Regions from separate parts of the Homo sapiens genome. Here region 2 is linked to region 1. A link is an interaction called in ENCODE POLR2A ChIA-PET data of the cell type or tissue named here. Cell type or tissue: Caco-2. All regions are shown on one strand. Links, peaks and the distances in the headings refer to the core of each region. The heading gives the core; the rest is flanking DNA.

Region 1 (4,385 bases), core at 180-4,179:
CCTGTCTGGAGGATGAAGGCAGGGGGCACATCCCTGAGGCAGTTTCTCCTCTGCCCTCCACCCCTTGCCCCTCCCACCTCCTGGGACTAGGAACTCAACCAGGACTTGCTTCAACCTGAGAGGAGGGTGTCCAGCCCCCTCGGAGCCTGCCAGAGTCAGGCAGGATTTCAGAGGGGCCTCCAGGGAGGTGCTGCCCAGCTGCCCCCCCGCCCCCATGTTACTCACACAGCCCCCACTGATCTGCTCTGGGGAGGGCCTGGGGCCCAGAACGTGGCTTGTTGGGGGCTTGGGGCAGCAGCCCAGGAGACGCTACTTGTGCTGCCTGCTCACCCAGATAACTGCAGCTCCCTCCACTGCCGCCTACCGCCCTCTGGCCATGCCTCTGCCCAGAATGCCCTCCCTCTCCAGTCCTGTCTGCCCCTCAAGTCCTGCCCAAACCTCCCTGAATTCTCGCCTGAGCAGACACTTTCCTAGCACGGCTCCCGCCGCGTAGACTACTCAGCTGACCCTCGGTCTGGGGCTGTCCTGTGTTGGGACCTTTCTGCAGATGCTCTGCTCCCTACCCTGGCTTGTGAGCCATGTGGGGCAGAGACTCCATCTCACTCAGAGCGAGGGTAAAGAGCAGGAGTGCTGGAGAAGACAGCTGCCCTGCCACAGGCCAAGAGGACTTGGCCAAGTGACCATTGCTGTCTGTTTCCCCAACTGTAAAGGGGGCTGAGACCCTTACAGGGTTGTGAGGCTTAAACTTTGACAAATGCCTAACATACCACCAGGCACAGGGCAGTTGTTCAGTATTTGGCAGTGGCTGCTGTTCCCCACAGTGTCCAACACCGCCCCAGGGATGTAACATGTGCGCCATAGACAAGACTGATGGATTAATTAATCAGTTCACTGCAGAGAGAGGCAGGATGGATGCACTTGCTTGTTCCTCTGATTTTCCCTTATGGGGAGCAGTGACACTTGGCAGAGGCTGCCAGGGAGATGGGAAATGGACATTAATTAGGGGAGAGAAAAGGAGGCAAGGAGGGGAGGGTGAGAAAGAGACAGGGGAGGAGGAAGGGAAGGAGGCGTGGTTAGAAGACTGGCAAACACAAAAAACAATGACTGTTTTCTTGGAGGAACGGGGAGGTAGGGCCATGAACAGCATGTGGACGCGCCTTCTCGGTGAATTACGGCATCTCGGCGCTGGAAAAGCAGCCTGGAGATCACAGACCCCCTCACAGCCCAGCGCAGTGCAGGCCCTTGGAGAGCAGGAGTTAGAGATGGGGAGGACCGTGCCTGCAACAGGCACTGCCTGCTACACCCTGCCATGGGCAGAGGGGATGTCCTCCCACCCCACAGAGGCCCCATCCTTCCCTTTCTCTCCCTAAGGCTGCTCCAGCAGGGAGTTTAGCTCCATGGACACCTTTGAAGACTGTGAAGGCGCAGAAGACATGGAAAAGGAGAGCAGTGCTCTGAGTGTAATTACTTCCCTTTTGTTTCTTTCATCTTCTTCCCTCCTTCCTATTCATCAGCTCCTCCTGCCTCCTGTCCCTAGCCTCCATCCCTCTCCCCCTCCTCAGGATTCTCACCCATAAGGACCTGGTTAAGCCAGGGAGCCGAGGTCACCAGACCCTCAAACTGGCTCTGACCCTCCTAGTCCAGCATGTCCCCACGTGGCTGTCTCCTTGGCGGTGCGCTGGTGTCCGGTCATAACTGGGGCTCCCGCTGAGAGCCCCGTGGCCCAGGTGGGAGGGCTGGGGTGGGCCTCAGCCTGCCAGCGGGAGTCACCACCTTGCCCGGTCTGGCCACAGCCTCCAGCAATAACTCTGAGGGTGCACCCGTCCCCTCCCTTCCAGCTCGCGGGCCTTTTCCAGTCGGACGACAGTCACGAAACCTGTTCCTCCAAATCTGCTTTCCTGGAGAGGGGAGAAAGCAGCCAGGGAGAAAAAGAAGAACGCGATGAGGAGGAAACGTGAGTGTGAGCGAGGAAAGACTAAGCGCCTCTTTGGGCCACGGCGTCTCTGACTTTCTTCTCGGAATTGCAGGGCGACCCGCAGCACCGAGGAGGAGCGCGCTGGGGCGTCCACGGGCCGGCTGGCTCCTGCGGGGGCGACGGCTGGTTTCCAGGCGAGGGCGCTGCGCCCGAGGACCTCCGCCCAGGAGAGCTGACCTCCCTGCGGACGCCCCCGCTCCTCGGCTCCAGAGCGCCCGCATTCCCGGGAGAGGCGGTGTGGGGGCCCGGGCCCTGCCCAGCTACGCAGAAAGCAGCCGGAGCCTCGGCGGCGGCAGAAAGGGGACAACCAGGGCCTCCTCCGAGGAGCCCGAGGGGTGTCCTGGGTGCGCGCCTAGCTCCGCACGGGGGACCTCGGAGCTGCTCTAAGGCGCCTGCAGAGGCGAGCAGAGCCCGCAGCCCACGCCTTCTCGACCGCGCACTTCGATATTCGGAGCCGGGCAATTCTTTGCTGCGTGGGCTTCTCTGTGCTCCCACGGTAGGATGTTTAGTAGCACCCCTGGCCTCTACCCACTAGGTGCCAGGAATGCGCCACCCCATCCTCCACCCCGCCCCCAAATCGTGACAATCAAAAATGCCTGCAGACACGCCCGCATTTCTCCAGGGCGGGGTGGGAATCGGTTGAGAGCCGCTTAGCCCGAGCCTTGGAGGAGCCGGAGCCGCTCCAACCCGGCGGGGGCCGCAGACTGGGAGCTCCCGGTCCGCCTCCCAGCATCCCTGCGAGCGTTCATGGGGTGTTCGTGTTAGTGCCAAGATTGCTTCGTTGTAGAGAGAGTTCGTTCCAAGTTACTTTCTGAGGTATTTTATGTATCGATTTATTAGTTTTTAAATGAGTTTTGTTAGTTTCAGTTGTATTTTATTTTTAGTTTTATTAGTTGATTTTCATTTCTTTGTAGCTTTCTGGTTATTTAATTTTATAGTTTCAGTTACTGGTTTATAGTTACTTTATTTTCAAAGTTATTTAGTTGTTCATTTTCAGTTATTTATATGTAGTTGTTTTGTTTTAGGAGTTACAGATGTTCAAATTAATTTGCTTGGAATTTATTTATTTATTTATTTATTTATTTTTCGAGACGGAGTCTCGCTCTGTCGCCCAGGCTGGAGTGCAGTGGTGTGATCTCGGCTCACTGCAAACCGCCTCCCGGGTTCACGCCATTCTCCTGCCTCAGCCTCCTGAGTAGCTGGGACTACAGGCGCCCGCCACCACGCCCGGCTAATTTTTTATTTGGATTTTTAGTAGAGACGGGGTTTCCCCGTGTTAGCCAGGATGGTCTCGATCTCCTGACCTCGTGATCCCCCTGCCTCGGCCTCCCAAAGTGCTGGGATTACAGGCGTGAGCCACCGCGCCCAGCCGGAATTTATTTTTAATTATCTTTACAATTATTATCTGAGTTATTTACCTTCATAGTTATTTCACTTTATCTTATTGGAGTTTTTGAGTTATTTATTTTTACAGTAACTTATTTGACTATTAAACACTCACTGGAAGTTCATGAACTACTGTCAAGTTATTTATTTTCAGAGTGAAATGTTTTAATGAAGGGTTTCCCCTAGTTATCTGGTTTTCGAGTTGCTTATGTTCACAGGTATTTATTTTCAGTTATTTTATATTTGAGTTGTTTATTTTTATGTTCTTTTTTTCAAGTTACTTGGTTTTTAGTTATTTCATTTTCAGCATTACTTCATATTTGAACATTATATTTTCTGAATTTTTAAAGAGTTTTTGAGGTATTTAGTTTTTGAGCTATTTTCAGAGTTATTTATTCTCAGTTATTTCTTTTCAGCTTTGTATTTGCCATTCAAATTTTTTTTCTGTTCTTTATTTAATTGTCAGATTTTTTTTTCTTTTTTTTTTTTTTTGAGATGGAGTTTTGCTCTTGTCACCCAGGCTGGAGTGAAGTGCCGCAATCTTGGCTCACTGCAACCTCCGCCTCCCGGGTTCAAGCAATTCTCCTACCTCAGCCTCCCAAGTAGTTGAGATTACAGGCACCTGCCACCATGCCCGGCTAATTTGTTGTTGTTGTTGTTGAGACGGAGTCTCTCTCTGTCACCCAGGCTGGAGTGCAGTGGTGCAATCTCGGCTCACTGCAAGCTCCACCTCCCGGGTTCACGCTATTCTCCTGTCTCAGCCTCCTGAATAGCTGGGACTACAGGCATCTGCCACCACGCCTGGCTAATTTTGTTTTGTATTTTTTTTTTTTTTTAAGTAAAGATGAGGTTTCACCATGTTAGCCAGGATGGTCTGGATCTCCTGACCGGGTTTCGCCATGTTTGCCAGGCTGGTCTCCAACTCCTGACCTCAGGTGATCCATTCGCGTTGGCCTCCCAAAGTGCTGGGATTACAGGTGTGAGCCACCACACCCGGCCCTCAGAATTATTTAGAGTTAGAATT
Region 2 (4,385 bases), core at 111-4,110, 59 kb before region 1:
TAGAATCATCCAGGGCACTTGTGAAAATTACAGATTCCATCTTAGCTCCCACCCACCTCTCCCCATTCTGATGTGTAAATCTGGTTTTACCTTTAAAGCAAGCTCCTTAAGAAGATTCTTACCACATGAACAGAGAGTCTTAAACTCTTAGAAGGAACTCTGGCAGCTGTGGGCAAGTTCTTGAAGAGAGAATGAAGACAGGATAAAAATGGAGCTTTGGGGGACTAGGCGTGGTTTCTCACACCTGTAATCCCAGCACTTTGGGAGGCCTAGGTGGCAGATCACCTGAGGTCAGGAGTTCGAGACCAGCCTGGCCAACATGGTAAAACCCCTAATACAAAATTTAGCTGGGTATGGTGGCAGGCAACTTTAACCCCAGCTACTGGGGAGGCTGAGGCACGAGAACCATTTGAACCTGAGAGGTGGCAGTTGCAATGAGCCGAGATCATGCCATTGCACTCCAGCCTGGGCAACAAGAGTGAAACTCCATCTCAAAGGAGCTTTTGGAAGGGCGTAGCCTGGTGGTCTGCAAAATAGACTGGTGGAAGAGAAATCTCAGAAGGATGAGATTCTATGAGTGCACTAAAGTGTTTAAATGACAGGAATTGAAAGCTTGCTCTGTGGGGTGTCACCAGAAGTGGAGAGTCAGTAGTCACCCAGGAAGCATGTTGAGAGATGATATAAGGAGCCTGGGTGACAGAGAGAATATAAGGGATGTTGGAGGGGGGAGTTTGAAACAACACCTGTGTTTTAGGGACCCTAGAAAAATGTCAGTTCCACTGAAACACATGCTACTTCTGTCTAATTAGTTCTATTTCAACTTGATGTGACTGAGGTGTCTGGGAGGCATCCAGGTGAAAATGATATAGACCATTGGCAATGTGGGCTCAAGAGTGACCAAAGGTCTAGGAGGAAGACAAAGATGTGGGAGAGTCAACAGCATGAAACAGGAAGGACAGAAGCCTGGAAATCTGAGTTCGGGTTCTTGAAAAGTAAAAATCTGTAATGCTTTCTGACATGCATAATGTGATGATAGGATAGCAGGAGTAAGTGAAAACTCTTGATGGCAAATTGTGTTGACAATAATGAGCAAAAATAGACCTCTGGCAGACTGGATCCCTATTGGAGAACTGAGAAACGGCGGGGAGGCGGGGAAGGGGGGGTGACAGGGGCAGTAGTTCAAAGGGGGAGCAGAGGAGGGCACATGAACAAAGAAGAAACTTATCAGGAAATCCTTAATGATCTTTCTTGCTAAAAAGGATTGCATTTTTTTTTTTTAGCATATTCCTTTCATTCCTGCCCCTTGGTTGTGGTGTCATTTGAAACAAGCATGAGGTGTCATGTAGAATGGAACCAGATATCCAAAGCTCTGTTTTCATGCTACCCTGAAATATGGCTTCAGAGAAGAAACATCCCTTTAAAACACATTATACCTCCATTTCCCCTTTAATGAGCTAAGGGCGGCGTCTGTTTTGAAACGTAAAGCAAAGTGCCCGGATGTAAACTAACGCAGAGTACATTAGTGCAGGCTGCTCTTGCATCCTAAGCTCCCTTTGGTATCCTAAGTGCAGTCCTCTAGCTCTGAGTAGATTGCCATCAGGACAGAAATTGCTGTTGGTGCTGAAAGGTTATTTTTAATTACTTGAATACTCCCAGTGTTTTCTGTTGTTCATCTGCATGATATACACTTGATGATTTTAGATGGTAAATCCTTGAGAGTCTTTTTTTTTTTTTTTTTTTTTTTGAGACGGATATCGCTCTGTTGCCCAGACTGGAGTGCAGTGGTGTGATCTCGGCTCGCTGCAAGCTCCACCTCCGGGGTCCACGCCATTCTCCTGTCTCAGCCTCCCGAGTAGCTGGGACTACAGGCACCCACCACCACGCCTGGCTAATTTTTTGTATTTTTAGTAGAGACGGGGTTTCACCGTGTTAGCCAGGATGGTCTACATCTCCTGACCTCGTGATCCGCCTGCCTCGGCCTCCCAAAGTGCTGGGATTACAGGCGTGAGCCACCGCGCCCGGCCGAGAGTCTTTTCTGTGAATAAAATTACATGCTTTGGAACAGGGGTGTCCAATCTTTTGGCTTTCCTGGGCCACGCTGGAAGAAGAAGAATTGTCTTGGGCCACACATAAAATACATTAACACTGGCCAGGCGAGGTGGCTCACGCCTGTAATCCCAGCACTTTGGGAGACCAAGGAGGGTGGATCACGAGGTCAGGAGATCAAGACCATCCTGGCCAACATGGTAAAACCCCATCTCTACAAAAATACAAAAAGTTAGCTGGGCATGGTGGCGCACGCCTGCAGTCCCAGCTACTCGGGAGTCTGAGGCAGGGGAATTGCTTGAACCTGGGAGGCAGAGGTGGCAGTGAGCCGAGACTGCACCACTGCATTCCAGCCTGGCAACAAAGCAAGACTCCGTCTCAAAACAAAACAAAACAAAAAATACATTAACACTAACGATAGCTGGTGAGCTAAAAAAAAAAAAAAAAAAAATCGCAAAAAAAATCTCATAACGTTTTAAGAAAGTTTACAAATTTGTGTTGGGCCACAGGCCGCAGGTTGGACAAGCTTGCTTTAGAATAATAAAGCAGGGAATTCCAAAATTGACCACATAGTTGGAAGTAAAGCTCTCCTCAGCAAATGTAAAAGAACAGAAATTATAACAAACTATCTCTCAGACCACAGTGCAATCAAACTAGAACTCAGGATTAAGAATCTCACTCAAAGCCGCTCAACTACATGGAAACTGAACAACCTGCTCCTGAATGACTACTGGGTACATAACGAAATGAAGGCAGAAATAAAGATGTTCTTTGAAACCAACGAGAACAAAGACACCACATACCAGAATCTCTGGGACGCATTCAAAGCAGTGTGTAGAGGGAAATTTATAGCACTAAATGCCTACAAGAGAAAGCAGGAAAGATCCAAAATTGACACCCTAACATCACAATTAAAAGAACTAGAAAAGCAAGAGCAAACACATTCAAAAGCTAGCAGAAGGCAAGAAATAACTAAAATCAGAGCAGAACTGAAGGAAATAGAGACACAAAAAACCCTTCAAAAAATCAATGAATCCAGGAGCTGGTTTTTCGAAAGGATCAACAAAATTGATAGACCGCTAGCAAGACTAATAAAGAAAAAAAGAGAGAAGAATCAAATAGACACAATAAAAAATGATAAAGGGGATATCACCACCGATCCCACAGAAATACAAACTACCATCAGAGAATACTACAAACACCTCTACGCAAATAAACTAGAAAATCTAGAAGAAATGGATACATTCCTCGACACATACACTCTCCCAAGACTAAACCAGGAAGAAGTTGAATCTCTGAATAGACCAATAACAGGCTCTGAAATTGTGGCAATAATCAATAGTTTACCAACCAAAAAGAGTCCAGGACCAGATGGATTCACAGCCGAATTCTACCAGAGGTACAAGGAGGAACTGGTACCATTCCTTCTGAAACTATTCCAATCAATAGAAAAAGAGGGAATCCTCCCTAACTCATTTTATGAGGCCAGCATCATTCTGATACCAAAGCCGGGCAGAGACACAACCAAAAAAGAGAATTTTAGACCAATATCCTTGATGAACATTGATGCAAAAATCCTCAATAAAATACTGGCAAACCGAATCCAGCAGCACATCAAAAAGCTTATCCACCATGATCAAGTGGGCTTCATCCCTGGGATGCAAGGCTGGTTCAATATACGCAAATCAATAAATGTAATCCAGCATATAAACAGAGCCAAAGACAAAAACCACATGATTATCTCAATAGATGCAGAAAAAGCCTTTGACAAAATTCAACAACCCTTCATGCTAAAAACTCTCAATAAATTAGGTATTGATGGGACGTATTTCAAAATAATAAGAGCTATCTATGACAAACCCACAGCCAATATCATACTGAATGGGCAAAAACTGGAAGCATTCCCTTTGAAAACTGGCACAAGACAGGGATGCCCTCTCTCACCGCTCCTATTCAACATAGTGTTGGAAGTTCTGGCCAGGGCAATCAGGCAGGAGAAGGAAATAAAAGGTATTCAATTAGGAAAAGAGGAAGTCAAATTGTCCCTGTTTGCAGACGACATGATTGTTTATCTAGAAAACCCCATCGTCTCAGCCCAAAATCTCCTTAAGCTGATAAGCAACTTCAGCAAAGTCTCAGGATACAAAATCAATGTACAAAAATCACAAGCATTCTTATACACCAACAACAGACAAACAGAGAGCCAAATCATGGGTGAACTCCCATTCACAATTGCTTCAAAGAGAATAAAATACCTAGGAATCCAACTTACAAGGGATGTGAAGGACCTCTTCAAGGAGAACTACAAACCACTGCTCAAGGAAATAAAAGAGGACACA

What was found. Peaks named below come from ENCODE experiments on the same cell type or tissue, not always from the same donor. Only the 100,000 strongest peaks of a DNase experiment are listed, where the experiment ranks them.
Region 2: POLR2A ChIA-PET joins it to region 1 with 6 read pairs; 3 of 35 experiments call an interaction of 5 or more read pairs at or near these places.

The regions. Positions count from the first base shown.
Region 1 is chr3:183,177,146-183,181,530 of GRCh38, reverse strand. It overlaps MCF2L2 (MCF.2 cell line derived transforming sequence-like 2), which reads left to right. Exons shown (of 30, transcript NM_015078.4): 28 at 1,372-1,460; 29 at 1,839-1,954; 30 at 2,028-3,490. The coding sequence ends at 2,151. Among named protein-coding and RNA genes, the nearest start is that of LAMP3, 17 kb to the right of the region's middle. RefSeq lists a silencer at 2,181-2,270. In Caco-2, for the core only: no CTCF peak of the experiment used is centred there; DNase peaks (open chromatin) are centred at 2,220 and 2,600; H3K4me3 peaks cover 1,016 bases.
Region 2 is chr3:183,236,355-183,240,739 of GRCh38, reverse strand. All of the region lies in intron 15 of MCF2L2 (MCF.2 cell line derived transforming sequence-like 2), which reads left to right. Among named protein-coding and RNA genes, the nearest start is that of B3GNT5, 15 kb to the left of the region's middle. In Caco-2, for the core only: no CTCF peak of the experiment used is centred there; no DNase peak of the experiment used is centred there.